Linked DNA regions of Homo sapiens: region 1 is linked to region 2. Evidence: read pairs that join two places in POLR2A ChIA-PET (ENCODE). Cell type or tissue: B cell. All regions are shown on one strand.

Evidence for each region. Peaks named below come from ENCODE experiments on the same cell type or tissue, not always from the same donor. Only the 100,000 strongest peaks of a DNase experiment are listed, where the experiment ranks them.
Region 1: POLR2A ChIA-PET joins it to region 2 with 5 read pairs; 11 of 35 experiments call an interaction of 5 or more read pairs at or near these places.

Annotation. Positions count from the first base shown.
Region 1 is chr3:112,548,776-112,556,775 of GRCh38, reverse strand. ATG3 (autophagy related 3) reads left to right here. Exons shown (of 12, transcript NM_022488.5): 3 at 3,447-3,496; 4 at 6,514-6,584. Among named protein-coding and RNA genes, the nearest start is that of ATG3, 9.2 kb to the left of the region's middle. In B cell, no CTCF peak of the experiment used is centred here; no DNase peak of the experiment used is centred here; H3K27ac peaks cover 840 bases.
Region 2 is chr3:112,619,789-112,627,788 of GRCh38, reverse strand. The region is part of intron 3 of CCDC80 (coiled-coil domain containing 80); the gene reads left to right. Among named protein-coding and RNA genes, the nearest start is that of CCDC80, 17 kb to the left of the region's middle. In B cell, no CTCF peak of the experiment used is centred here; no DNase peak of the experiment used is centred here.

The DNA.
Region 1 (8,000 bases), 71 kb after region 2:
TTCAACCCTGAGTGGACACAGCACATGTTTCAGAGAGCACAGGGTTGGGGGTAAGGTCACAGATCAACAGGATCCCAAGGCAGAAGAATTTTTCTTAGTACAGAACAAAATGAAAAGTCTACAATGTCTACCTCTTTCTACACAGACATGGCAACCATCCGATTTCTCAATCTTTTCCCCACCTTTCCCCCCTTTCTATTCCACAAAACCGCCATTGTCATCATGGCCCGTTCTCAATGAGCTGTTGAGTACACCTCCCAGACGGGGTGGTGGCCGGGCAGAGGGGCTCCTCACTTCCCAGTAGGGGCGGCCGGGCAGAGGTGCCCCTCACCTCCCGGACGGGGCGGCTGGCCGGGCGGGGGGCTGACCCCCCCACCTCCCTCCCGGATGGGGCGGCTGGCCGGGCAGAGGGGCTCCTCTCTTCCCAGTAGGGGCGGCCGGGCAGAGGGGCTCCTCACTTCCCAGTAGGGGCGGCCAGGCAGAGGCGCCCCTCACCTCCCGGACGGGACGGTAATTTCTCCTAATGAGGAAATCAGTTAAACTATCCCTGCCGAGGCTTCATGTTTCCTCATCTATAAAATAACGGTTGTGGGCTAGACATTCTGTAAAGATCCTATTCTGCCTTAGGTTTTATTACCTCAAATGCCAAATAAAACTAAGTTTTGATTTTAAGGATATCATTAACATTCTTGCCAAACAGAGGTGTAATTTGAACATGGCTCTTTATCTGAAATCAAGAGCGGAGATGAAAGTATGCTGTTCTTATTGCACTCTTTGGTTTTATTTCCTCTGTGAAGATGACTAATTGTTGAATATATAGTTGCAGTTAGAGATGCAAAGTCTGTGGTCATTGGATAGAATTAAGCAGTTTCAAAACAGGAATTCATCCTAGAATAAATAACTGTTACACTTAATTACAACATCAATCAATTTATGAATTTTCCTCTCTAAAAAAATCCAAGGCCAAATTAGCCCAGCTGGCTGTCTATTACATAATGCAGGGTTGGGATAGAGCACAATTACAGGATTGAGTTAGAGTAGAATGAGCCTGGAGGAGGAAATGGGAAGGCATCATTTGCTTTGTGTAAATATTATATACTGAGTTGATTTGTTCATTTGTTTCATCTTGCTGTTTCTGAGTTTCTGCCAGACATCAGCTATCTTTTTGTTTTCATTCAGAGGTGTGGCAGTATTGTGCTTAAAAAGAGGGGCAGCTAGTATCTGATACTGTATTGTCAAAAAACAAAGAAAAAACTAATGTTGGATGTATGTATGACTTGTTTAAGTAGAATACTATTAATTGAGGTTAGCTTGAGGAATGGAATTGCTCACCAAGGTGTAAATATTGATTCTTGTTGGAGTTGGTCAGTATTATATACTGATAATAAAGATAATAAGAGAACATTTTTAGTCTCTAAGAGAAAGCTATTGCAAGCAATATTGATCATTTAGAAATTTGAATCTTGCATCATTTGAACACGTGAAGCAAGTTATGATGGCCATTGCTAATGAGGGCAGATGTACACATGTATTATCAGTGTGAGTCTGTGTTTTTTTTGTTTTGTTTTTTGTTTTTCGTTTTTCTTGCCTCCTAGTGTTCTTGTTTTTAAATAGAAGATACTATAGGGACTATGAGATAAAATGTTAGTCTTGTTACCTCAAGGCAATACAATGAAAGAATTTTTTATTTTTAATTATTTTGCTTTCATTTAGTTAAATTATTACTTTTAATGGTAATAAATTAGTTCCTGATAACCACAGAGCTAAATGTAGCATCTGGTTGCAATGAGCTCGAAGTGCTCAAAATTTGGGGAAGAGACTATTGTTTTTATTTTGGTTTTTGTCTTTACTTAGGCTGTTTAAATAATAAGGTTATTCGAAGTAAAAGAACAGAAACATAAAGTTTCTATCAGGAATCCAGTTGCTATATCTTGTTAATGTTTCATCTTAAAAGAGGTTATTCTTAGAATTCTTATTTGATAGAATTATATGCTCAAATTAAACTAGAGTATTTTATATAGGCATACTTTCTCAAAGGTATTAGAGATTAAATATTTTGTAATTTTTTGCTGTGTAGTAAACCCATGAACAATACAAGATTTTAAGCTAGAGCTGTTGCAAAATAGAAGTAATTTGGCAAGTATGTGGGTGTCACATGCGTCCATGTGTAGAGACCACCAAACAGGCTTTGTGTGAGCAACAAGGCTGTTTATTTCACCTGGGTGCAGGCGGGCTGAGTCCGAAAAGAGCAAAGGATGGTGAGATTATCATTAGTTCTTATAGATTTTGGGATAGGCAGTGGAGTTAGGAGCAATGTTTTGTGGGCAGGGGGTGGATGGCACAAAATACATTCTCAAGGATGGGGAGAATTACAAAGAACCTTCTTAAGGATGGGGGAGATTACAAAGTACCTTGATCAGTTAGGGTGGGGCAGAAACAAATCACAATGGTGGAGTGTCATCAATTAAGGCTATTTTCACTTCTTTTGTGGATCTTCAGTTGCTTCAGCACATCTAGATGTATACGTGCAGGTCACAGGGTATATGATGGCTTAGCTTGGGCTCAGAGGCCTGACAATGCACATCCTGCTTGAGTTGGGACACTGCAGTTATGCTTAACAGACTTAAATTTTCTGCCCTCAGAAATAAGCAGGATTTCTGTTCGCCAGTAAGATCAGCTCATGTTCGTGTAAACTGATAATTCTCAAATGGTTAAAGTTTATCTCCCTGAATCTGGTTTTTATTTCTGAAGAAAAACAAAAACTTGTACAATATTCAGCCCGCTTAGGAAGTCTAAGGTTTTTTAGAGAGAATTCAATTTGTTAATTTTGTAGGTGTTTTCAGAGTGAGACCAAAAAGCTTCTAACTTTTTCCCATTGTTTTGGCACTGCATTTCTCTTTTAGAAGTGCAAAAAAGCTTTCAAAATCACTTAAATTTTTAAAAATAATAAAAGAGGAAGAGGAAGAAGTGTGCCCAGTGATATAATAAAGTAGACTTACATTATAGACTTGTATCTATTTAGTAATTTTTTTCAGATTTTTATTGTATTTTCAGTCATTGGCAAGAATGTGTCTACATTTTTGTATCCTTAAAATGGATTTTGACAATTTAAATCTGATAGCCTTACATTTATCAATTTCATTATACTGCTTTTGGCATTACTTAATCCAATTATAAAAACTGAATTTTTAAAAAACAGCACTTGTTTTTTCTTCCAAGATTAATTTGAATTTTTTTATGGACATTAGAAAACATTGCAGTTTAGTCATAATCAAAAATAAATCTTGAGGCTGGTAGAGCAGCTTTGTTGCTGTTTATATTTTTATTGCTTACTGGATTTCAGTGTTACCTAGTGCCATCAGTTTGGTATTTTGCCACCTTGCACATTCAGTGATGTTTGATTTTTCTTTTTCCTTTTTTTCATATTACTTTTAAATCCTGAATAGTTTGTGGCAGCTGGAGATCACCTAGTCCACCACTGTCCAACATGGCAATGGTAAGTAATATTGAGTAAAGAATAGAAAATTAGTAAAATGCATGGCTTCAGAATTATAGCAATTTGCAAAATAGGTTAATGGATGAAAATTAGAATGACCAGTTTAACTTTCCCCCCAGCAGATTCTTCTGTTAAACAATGCCCCTTCAAAATAAAGGAAGAACAAGTGGGTGTTATACCTATGTTATTTGGCTATGTTAGCACAATATGATGGACTAATTTGAGAAAAATGCATTTACTTCCTTTACTATTACTTCTTTTCTTTATAGTGTCTAAGTCTGACCTTCTGGTTCTTTGAATAATAAATAGTTTAATAAAATTTGATCAGGTTTTTGGCAGGGCGCGGTGGCTCACACCTGTAATCCCAGCACTTTGGGAGGCTGAGGCGGGCAGATCACGAGGTCAGGAGATGGAGACCATCCTGGCTAACATGGTGAAACCCATCTCTAAAAATGCAAAATATTAGCTGGGCATGGTGGCAGGCGTCTGTGGTCCCAGCTACTTGGGAGGCTGAGGCAGGAGAATGGTGTGAACCTGGGAGGTGGAGCTTGCAGTGAGCCGGAGATGATGCCACTGCACTCCAGCCTGGGCAACAGAGTGAGAGGCTCCCGTCTCAAAAAAAAAAAAAAATTTTTGAACAGGTTTTTTTTTTTTAAATTAACAAAATTTACTGAACATGTTTGTGGCATTAATAAATGCAGAGATTTTGCAGTTTTATGTTCTTTAAAATATAAAACATAAACGTTTTCTGTTAGGTTCAAAAGTATGCTCCATCTTTAGGAAACTGGCTAAAGCTAAAAGAAAGGTTTATGATACCAATTAAGGCCTTCATTATAAATCTGCTTTTAAGAGGCTTTAAGTTTTTATTTTTTTTCAATACCTTTTATTTTAATTACTAAGGTACCTTAAGCAATTTAGCAGTTTTCACAATCTATATTTTAAAATATTCTGAATAATAACAGTGTTTTATTACTTCCAAGTACTCACGATAAAGACTCCCTGTTGGTAGCTGAAAAAATGATCCCAATATTGGCAGAACTTTTATTTAAACTAGGATTGTTTGGAATTATCACCTTGTTTGTATATAGGTGCTTCAACTTAATATATCTTTTTTCTTAAAAATTGTTTTTCAATTGTAGTTGAAAGGTACAGTTTTGACTGGGGATAGGAATTCTATAATTAATAAGTTTCCAATTGATAATGTTTTTCTAGCTTCAAACTCTTTCATCTGTGGCCTGGTATTCTCCTGCATTTTAATACTTACCGTGTCGCTGAAACAGTTGTCACTGCTTTTTTCAATTACTCTTTATTTTGTAGGGCATTATTTATGTACCAAAAGACTAAAGTTTCAAGTTTGTTTTTATGTATTTTTCTCTCCTACATGTGTTTTTTGTTCCATATTTAAAATTAAATTCATGTCATAGAAGATCTCTGATTTAATAAAGGTGGTTTTTTTTTCTTTCTGTATTCCAGATTTTCTGTTAAAACTATATTTAGCTAGGTTCTGGTCTATAATTTATATGTATTTCAAGTCAAATAGGGAAATGAGGTTTACAGTAGTATTCATTTTGTGAAAATAACTGATTCAGGTTTTTTTCTATATGATAAGCATTTTCTTCATTGAGATTTCTTTGTTCTACCAGCTTAATTAAGTAGTTTAGGTATTTGATTTATAGCATTGTTGTAGGGGCTTGTATATATGGACGGGATCTTTTTTTAGCAGGTACTAGTAGTTTTATTCCATTTTATGAATTAGAGTGATTTAAATACTTTTATTGTAACTTAGAACTGAATTATACCCCACTTCAGTGTCCACACTTTTGGCTAAATTCCTGGGCCAAAGGAAAAATTCATTTTAAATCAGCACTAGAGCCAGGTTATTTCCATGCTTATGCCTTCACGTGCACAAGTGCTATCATGACCTTATTTTAACTCTTTCCTCAGAACTTCGGGTGTTGCCATGACATTGTTGAATTTGACACTTGGGACTAGTCAAAAGAAGTCTAGAAGGCCGTCAAATAATATTAGGGCATTTCCTGACTTTACCTTGTGCCCAGATCTATGGTTTGAACTTTAGACTGAAGCTTGAAAAGACAGCTGAACTCCAAATTTATGGCCATATGTTTGTGAAAGGCACCACATACCACTCCACCTCTCACCGTTTTCAGATGACCCACAAATTCTTAAGAAGAGGTGCCAGAGCAGCTCAGAAATGTTGTAGATAGTTGGCTCTGACCCACAGAGGGAGCAGTGTTTAAGAGTAGGAGCCCTGAAGTCACTTGGCTTTGACCCTTGCTCTCCCACCAAGTTTTGTGATCATAAGCAACTTGATCTGTTTAATCTTTAGTTTACTTAACTATAAAATGGGATATTTATATGTTCTACTGTTTAGAGTTATGAAGACTAATTGAAAATAACATGTTGGAGACTTAAATTCTATACTCAATAAGCACTCAATAAAAGGTTTTTTGTTTTCAAGAATTATTAATATTGTCATTTTATGATTCAGAGCATCTTTTATCTCTTAATTCTGATTTTAATCCAGTGATAGGAACAGGGATTTTGCCAGCCACCTACAGTGTTACATAATGTCATGCAGCTTTTTTTTCTGCCTTTTCTTGTTCTCAAGATGAGCAGCAGTACTTTAGGATTAAAAATGTGAGAGATTATACAGTGGGCTACAACTCACTGAGGAGCAGCATATTTTATTGTTGTTTAGAGGCAAACATAATAGTTGCTTAATAGTTCTATATTATTCTACCTTTTTTGTCTAATATTTAATCCAAATTCTCTTGGGTCTATCTGCATCTCTTAGTATGTTTCACTTAGATTATTGTTGTGCTTTTCTCCATGCCCTGACATGTATTACTTAATGGAGTCCTTCCCAAATCAATTTTAAACCAATTTTCTGAGAATTATGGATTATATCATTTTGAGATTTATATGCAATACTTTCTGCTGTATATTTGCCTATTAAAATATGTTTTGTATTTTGGTGCTTTTCACTGTTTTTAAAGGGCTACAGGGGAAGAATTGAAAGTGAAGGCATACCTACCAACAGGCAAACAATTTTTGGTAACCAAAAATGGTAAGAATTATGTTGCATATATGAATAAATTTTGCGTAGAGGTATATTAAAATGAAGCTCTCGGTTTTTCTATTGCTTGAAAATTTTTTCCTTAGTTTTATCACCTCTTTCTGTTATTTCTTTTTGCCAAAAACATATAGTTGTCAAGATACGAAGGAAGAGGGCCCTAAGGAAAGTTAGACTTCTAAGTGGATTTTTTTGAAGTTGGCTTCATAATAATCTTTCTAGGTATTTGATTTTAATCTTCTTTAGACTGAAATTTTGCATGGCAAATGAAATTCATACTACCTATGACATCTAAAAGCTCAGAGCTGACGATGTTATTATCCGTTGTGTCATTGAAGGACACAAAAATATTTTGAAACAGGTAGTGGTTTTTTTTTTTTTTTTTTTGGTTGTTTTGAGACAGAGTCTCACTTTGTTGCCCAGGCTAGAGTGCAGTGGCCTGATTTTGGCTCACAGGTTCAAGCGATTCTCCTGCCTCAGCCTCCCAAGTAGTTGGGATTACAGGCCTGCCACCACGCCCGGCTAATTTTTGTATTTTTAGTAGAGACAGGGTTTTGCCATGTTGGTCAGGCTGGTCTCGACCTCCTGACCTCAGGTGACCTGCCCACCTTGGCCTCCCAAAGTGCTGGGATTACAGGTGTGAGCCACCGCGCCTGGCTGAAACAGGTAGTGTTTTATTTATGAAGTTAAATTTAAAAACAACATCAAAAGGTTGTTATAGTTCCTAACTAATCACAAAACAATACATTGATTTCTGTTCCAATTTACTCATTATAGGAAAGGGAAAATAAAGTGAACAGAACAGCAGTTTTTTCTTTTCTACAGCATATTTCTTTTTACAAAGGCTGATAATTTATATCCTGATTGTTTTAAAAAAATCAGGAGATTAAAAAGCAATTTGTTGACCTTATACCATAATGCTTTTACCATATAATTACCCAATCTTAGGCTTATGAATAATAATACCTGTTAATTGACACATTTGCTGTATGAACAACTTACTAGTGTGGTATAAAGAAGTAAAAATCAGAAGGTTGGTGAATTTTAAACTGTTTTATCCATTGTGAATAACTGGAACTTAAATATGAATTATAAAATTTATATTGAAAGTTACTTTAGCCTTGAAAACAAGAGTTCACCTTTACCACCACTGACTATGATAGCTGGTAGCTCCATGTTCTGAAAGTAAAGCCATTAAAATAAGGTATTATTATTCATTAGACTGAAATTGAACTATGATATGTATCTCTGACATCAGCCTGCTGTTCTTCACAGACCATCATGGTAAAGGAATGCATAGAACATTCCCAATAGAGCTTTTCTACTTGTCTTCTGACAAAGCAATTTAGGAAAAGGTAAATGTAGCCAAATAATTATGTGTCTATGAGCTGAATGTAACTCTTAATCACC
Region 2 (8,000 bases):
GAGATCTTTTATTTTGTTTCTCATCTAATTCCTGGAAGGCCTCTCTTTCCTTGTGTCATGTCCCAGTTTACCCTTATGGGAAAGGCTGTAGCACTGTGAGCCAAGACTGGGAGTCGGCCATGGGATAAAAAGAATTGGCATGAGCCATGGGCTCAGTGAACCAAAAAACTCCAGCCTTGACTGACTTTCAGCTGGAAATCTATCAGATGGCCTTACTTTTCCTTAAAAATAAATCAAGCTCTGCCTACTATTCCAGACTTTTACTGGGCCTTGAAAGCAGGGGCACACATCCAACTACAGTGTGGGCCGTACTCACCAGCTGGTCCATCTTGCTAAAAGTATTTGGACATCACTGATGAACCTACAAACGCCAAGAAACTTACCTTAAGATTTTAGGCTTTCATGTAAATAAAGTTATTTATGCTTGAGCAAATTCCAATGCCTATCTGGTTTTGTCAGCACAGAGTATATTGCATGTGGGGTTTAAAATGGCCTAACACATAAAGGCATTCTTTCTTGTTAGTGATATCTAAAATGTCAGTCTAGGATAGGAATGTTGGGTGTGTATGTTTAGTGAATGGATTACAGACAAATTTTGTCAGATAGGAAAAAGTTGCTGGCTAAAGGCACTTCATTGCAGAATGAAAAAAGAAGTGGGGGGAAATGCACAGCAAGCATGTTTCTTTCTTAGCAATATTTAGAGATGAAAAATATTTTAACATTGGCATTTTATCACCAAATTTTAAGAGCTAGAATACACAGGACATTTAATAGGGCAAGGGAAGTTTTTTGATAACTTCTTTCAAAGAAAGGAGAGTTTGAGGGTAATCAAGAGAGGTAGCAAAGTTCATGGAGGTGGAATATGGCAACAAGGAGAGAGAAAATGTTGATTTCTTACTATCTAATGACTTCATAAGTCAATTTTTAAAATGAGAATGGTACGCCAGGTGCAGTGGCTCATGCTTGTAATCCCAATACTTTGGGAGGCCGACGTAGGCTGATCACTTGAGGCCAGGAGTTTGGGAACAGCCTGGCCAATATGGTGAAATCCCATCTCTACTAAAAATACAAAAATTAGCTGGGCATGGTGGCAGATGCCTGTAATTCCAGCTATTTGGGGGGTTGAGGCAGGAGAATTTCTTGAACCTGGGAGGCAGAGGTTGCAGTGAGCCAAGATTATGCCAGTACACTCTAACCTGGGTGACAAAGTGACACTCTGTCTCAAAATAAATAGATAAATAAATCAATAAATAAACAAAATGAGAATGATAGTATACAAATCAGTCTAAAATACCCTTTCTGTCTGATCCTGTTGAAGAGAATTGTTCTTTCTAGAGAAACCTCAGTCATCAGGATCCACAACAATTCAAAAATGCTGCTTTGCCTCTGGGGCAGTCCTGAAAAATAGACCCTTTTCCCCCAACTTCTCCTTTCATCAGTGGTGACAGTGCCTGGCAGCTGCCTTCTCTAGACCCTGCAACACTGAGCTGGGAGGAGAGGCAGGATGAGTGCTCAGACTTCCACACAGTGGCTGTGTGTCCCCCTCTGCTTTGATAAGTCTTTACTTATCAATCATTCTGTGCCCTAGAGACTAGAGAGCCTGTCTCCTAACCTACTCAGTCTTCTTAGTCCACTGCCCTTGCTGCCTCCAACATCAAGCATATCAGTGTCAAGACCAATCCCTGACATTCCAAGGGGGAAAAGTGCCTGATATGTCAAATGTACAAAACAAGTGTTTGAAGAATGTAGTGGAGGGATTGGCTCTTCCAATTGTAGTCATCAGATAAGGTATTGAAAATATCAGAGAATTTTGAAAAGTAGGTTGATTTAATGGAGGGACCTTGAAAAATGAGTAGGTTTTTTTTCTTTTGATAGAATAATGACTAGATCAAGGTATTTTTGTTTTTGTTTAATTTTTCAAAGAAATACTTTTTTTAAATTTTCAAAGTCAAAGCTATATAAAAAGGTGTACACAGACAAGTCTTGTATCCTTCCTGACCCCTTTACCCTGCTACTCCCTGCACCCACAGGTAATCATTTTTGTTAATTCCTTATTTATTCATTTAGTACTTTTTTAGACAAATACAAATAAATACCTATATATTTTTCTTTTTATACAAAATATAGCATATTATATATATTGTTCCACACCTTGCTTTTTTCACTTAAAATATTTCTAGGAGATCTTTCTTTATGAGTATATAGCAATCTTCCCCATTTCTTATCAAAAAATTGTGAGATTCTCTCATAGTTTAAACATTTTGTCCATGGACACTTGGACTATTTTCAATATTTTGTTCTTACACATATATCACACATACATAGAGCTATATATGAACAAGGTTACGATTAAATTGTGAAATTGTGTGTGCATCTTTCCAATACAGTCTAAGAAACAGGATTGTTAGACTAAATAGAAAATGTAGTCTGAGTGGATACTTCCTGATTTCTCTCCACACAAGTTGAATCATGTTGCAGTTCCAACAACAATGTTTAAATATGTCTATTTCCCCAGACCTCTCCAATTAATGTGTGTAATCAAACTTTTGGATGCTTTTGACCAGTGTAATATGTGAAAAATGGTATCAGTATAGGGTAGTATTGATTTGCATTTCTCATGTTGTGAGTATGATTGAACACATTTTCATGCTTAGGGAGCATTTATATTTCCTTTTTAGTGTTCTTTGCCCATTTTTCTATTGCGTTGTCATCTTTTTCATCCCAATGCATAGGTACTCTATATAAATTGGAAAAAAATTCAGACTCCCACCTCCCCTTTCTACTCCAAGATAATGACTCATTTGTTTAGGAATGAGGTCCAGGAATCTATATTTTAAAATGTTGCTCAGGTGATTCTGATTTGCTATTAGGTTTGATCTAGAGCAGAAGGCTAGGTAGAGGATAAGAGGTGAAGAGAGGGCTAGAAATGTAGTTTGGCACCTGAAATTAGATTTCTAATACCAAGATAAAGTATTCAAACTTTATATGTAAACCATGTGAAGTCACTAAATATTTCTGAATATATTTTTCAAATATATTTATAACTTTAAGATTTGATGGAGTCAATCTGTAGGACAGCAATTCACTTGGACAGGACACACTCTTTATTAATAAGACAAGTTGCTCTTTCTAGAGAAAAAGTGATCAGGAATGGCCAGGGTAGTCCCACCTATCAATTTAATCAGGTCACTCATCTCACAGTGGGGTAGTAGATAGGAAAATGACCCACTCATAGAGTAAAAGGGGAGTAAGCAGATCAATTGCAAAGTAATTTAAACTTATCCATTTCCAATCAAAAGGAAATAAGTTCCAAGCTGGAGGCCAAGGTTATCCTAACTGAAATAACCTGCCATGGACTGCTCAGCACTCCTGGCAATGTTCTTGAGAATAAAAGCAATTTAGCTTCTGCTGGCATCTACCTCCTGGCTTATGCAAAGCACAACCAAGAGAGTTTTGGCCCCTACTGACTTCTTGAAAAGAATCGTTATATTTTAAATGCCTTACAAATATGTTTTATTTAAAAGACCTAATGCATGCAAAACCAATTTTAGAAAAAAATATATATGAATGTGTTTTCTCAAATTACATTAGACTGTGTTGCGGGTTCACAAGATCAAAGGAAAGTGTGAAGGTTTTATGGTGGGTTTTCTACACAGTCCCAGAATCACTCACCTTATCTATACCTTATTACTGTCTTTTTCATATATCTTTCTTATGGGAGAGTTCTAGTGATTACCAAATCTTTACTGAATGCTGGGGTTGTATGCTAGGAACTGTGCCAGCCTGAAAGGATGTAAAAGGTGACCAAAACTCAGTCTCTATTGTTGAATTACTCATATCTAGGGGGAAGACAGATATGTAAACAACTGGTTGCAATGCAAGGTGATTAGCATTATTACAGAAGAATGCCAAAATGTTGAGTGCACAAGTGAGGTGAAGACAGGTTTCAGAGACAATAAGAAGTACTCATGTGGACAGCATTCCAGGAAGAGAGGGCACATTTCTAGAGACCGAAAATAGGGGGCTGGAGCATAACATGTGGAGGAAGAGTTAATAGATAAGTTTATACTGCCATAAATGATCTTGTATGCTATGACAAGGATTTAGATTTTCTCCTCTGGGACAGTAGCTCTTTGTTTTTAGAGTGTATAACAACTACCCAGGAAATTTTTTAAATGCAGATTCCTGGGCTTCACCACCAGTAATTCTGAGTCAATTGATCTGGATCCAAGAATTGTAATTTTAACAAGCACTCCTGGTGACTGTGATGAAGGTGGATAGTGGATCGTACTTTTACAAACTGCTAGAAGAGATTGGGAACTTTCAAAGGAATGCGAGAGGCTAAAGTAGTCCAGGCATTAGTGGAATTGCCTGAACTTAGGCAAGAGAGGGTTGGAGGAGGAGAATCCACGGATGTCACAAGGAAAGCAGTTACAGATGGAAGCTTTAAGCGTAATGCCTAGCACACATTTGGTGTTTAATATGTTATAACTGAAGCTGAATTTTCTGCAGTGTCATTGCTGTCTATAGTGAGTCACGAAAGGACAAATACATGAAAAAATTTAGTACCACCTGAATTTGACTGCTGATGTTTGGGGTTGGAATTTTTAAAGAATAGCACTCTAGGCAAATGTCTTACTACTAGGGCCAGACCTTATCAGCACATAACAGAGTTCACCTTCCCTGGGAATCCCTCACCTCAATAATCTTAGGTCCAAATCCCAGCAAATGGGCTTGAATCTATGAAGCATTTCAGCTGGATCAGGAGTATGTAGACAGTTTAGAGAATGTTTCCTAAAGATTTTTTTCTTCTGGCTGGGCGTGGTAGCTCATGCCTATAATCCCAGCACTTTGGAAGGCTAAGGTGGGTGAATCACTTGAGGTCAAGAGTGTGAGACCAGCCTGGCCAACATGGTGAAACCCCGTCTCTACTAAAAATACAAAAAAAAAAAAAAAAAAAAAAAAATTAGCTGGGCATGGTGGTGCATGCCTGTAATCCCAGCTACTCAGGAGGCTGAGGTGGAAGGATCACTTGAACCGCAGAGGCAGAGGTTGCAATGAGCCAAGATTGCACCACTGCACTCCTGCCTGGGTGACAGAGCAAGACTCCATCTCAAAAATAATAATAATAATTTTTTTTAAAAAAAGAATTTTTCTTTCTAAGCCCTGTAATCCTTACAATCATTAGTGAGCTTAAACAGAGTTTGGATAAATTTAACAAGAACCTGCCAAGTCTATGTTGCTTTTCCAGACTAAAGAGAACCTCAACACTGAGCCCTGATTTAGATAGAATGCAGAGCTCAAGAAAGACCGGTGGCAGGAGCAGGAGCTGAGACAGGATGTAGCTTCACACATACTGGCCTAGAGTGGACTCTGTCCTTCTGTAGAGTTGCCACCACCCTAGTCTGATGCAGTGTTGATTAGGACTTTCATTGTTTTGCTTTGGCAGATTCTCCTACTCAGCACAAACATGTAGATATTCCTATAATCTGGGAGTGCAAAATGTTTTATTTCTAATGTTTGGTTGAAATATTTCAGAAAATATTTTGGTTGAAAGAAAACCGGCTTTGAAATTGGTTTCTTGCCATATACTAGTAAAGCAAAGTTTGCCTTTAATCTTGGTCCTGGGTCCTTTCTACCCTTGAGTGTGAGGCATTTTGGCATAGCAGAGAGAACACTGGGTGGGAGTGAGGTAATGTCACCTGAGTCCTAACCTCACTCTATCATTAACCTGCAATGTGAACTTGAGCAAGTCACTCCTCCTCTCAGGGTCTGTGACAGATTGGGTTTTCTGAGAGACAGAGTCTGAGACTCTGAGTTTTGCCTGCAGGCAGTTAACACAGAAACAATACTTATGAGGGGTGAGAGATACAAGACTGGACAGGGAAAATTTGAGCTGCAATAGAGTTGGACCTTCCAAACTGTCCACTTTGAGACAAAGGGGATAGCTTTTATATCTATCCCCTCTTTTACTACATCAACCATTGAATGTGAGCTGTCCTATGGTAGGGGTGTGACTTGGGGAAAGGTGGCTCCCTTCTAAGTAGATCAATTGTCAGAGATCTAGCTGCTTATATTGACAGCAACCTTAGTTGTGAAGGTAGCAACTGGACAGCACACCACAGTGTCCACTACAGTTTCCTTAGTTTCAACCTTAATAATGTGATGGTGTGGAGCCAGATAATGTCTATATTCAGTTTTCTATTGCCATAATAAGGTGAGGTAACAAAGACCACAAACCTTAGTGGCACATACAGTAAGCATTCATTTAGTGACAAGTTTCTAGGGTTCAGCTGATCTGGGCTGGGCTTGGTTAGGTTTGCTCATGCATCTGCAGTCAGCTACAGGTTGGGTAGGAGGTTCTGCTGATCTTGGCTGGGCTTGCACGCATGCTGGGGGTCAGTGGGCTGTCAGCTAACCTGGGTAGCCTTGGTTAGAATGAGAACAGGGTAACTTGGCTTGACTAAACCTCCAGCAAGCTGGTGTGGGCATATTCTCATGGCAATGGCAGAAGCAAGAACAATCCCTAATGTATAAGCCCATTTCTAGCTTCTGCTTGTGTCATTGTGCTAATATCCCATTGGCCAAAGCAAGTGATATAGATGCGCTCAGAGTCAAGAGGCAGGACAGCTCAACCCATTTCCCATAGGAAGAAGCTGTAGTTACTGGGCATAGGTATAGGGTATAGCTATAGGGAGGGGGGAAGAATTGGTGTTATATTAAAAATCTACTACAATCTCCAACTTCCTTCCATCTGAGCCATTCAGTGATTTTGTGACTTTGTCCATTAAGTAGATGCTAGTGGTCTAATTCTGGTTCTAAGTAGGAGCTTGAACTCTGTCCAAGTTATTGATTTCTGAATCTAGCACTCAGCACAGAACCAATTCTGGACATTAGTGATAAATATTTCGTTGAATGAACAAAAGCAAGAATGAATGTATGTTGGGAATTAAAAATTGTAATTTCCAAATACAAGATAAAATCTGGTTTGTAAAGTCTTAGAATCAGAACATTAGTTAAGAACATTTTTTAAAAAGCAGTTTTTGAATGATTTTCTTTATTATTAGTATTACTATTCACAAAGTAAAATATGTTCCTTGTTAAAATTTGAATAACATAGGTATGCAGAGTAAACAATAAAAGTTTTCACTTCACCTTTTCCTGTGGACTTTTTCCTATGTGTATTTCCAAATGAATGTATCTTCTTTTGTTTTTATTTCCTTACAACCAGGAATAAAGTCATATTATGCATTTTGTTTTGCAACTTGTTTTTAATACTCAACAAGATATATTTAAAAATATAAATCTAATAATTGTAAATTAATTTAAATTTTTTCTAATAACAAAAATGTACATTTGAAAAATAGTTTATATGCATGAGGCCTATCACTTTTTATGTTGCAGACAGTGCTTGGTTCTCATCTAGGCTCTCAGCTCCTTTTCCTTTGGACCACCTCCATGAAGCACTGTTATGACTTTGGGGAGGAAAACAGATTGATTCTTTCCCCTCTCATTTTGATTTGCTTTGGAGAAATAAAGCTCCTTCTTTATACACTTTCAGCAATCCTAATCAAATAAAAGTAACAGTTAAATTGTAATCATCCCCTTTTTATTAATGAAGAGTAATGTCTGTGGTACTCAAATTATAACATCTTATTTGCAAAATTGTGGTTGTTTTTACTGTGATATAGTATTGTAGTACAGTGTTAGTCACTGGGTAGTGATGTTGGTAATAAGTGATAGGCTCTCATTGGTAATTTTCCTGTTATCATATATTTGCTAACATTAATTTTTTCACATTTGTTTTTAATATAGGGGATTATTTTGCAGATAAAATCTTAGGTAGGGTTGAGAGATATACTGTGACTTGTTTTAGCGGGAAGAAGTAAATAAAGCTCTTCTGTCCTTGAAAATGTTAAAATGCTTTCCTGACATACAAGTTGCCATGTAAAGCCACTAGTATCTTGATTTTCATGCTTCCCATTAATCCAGTGACACCT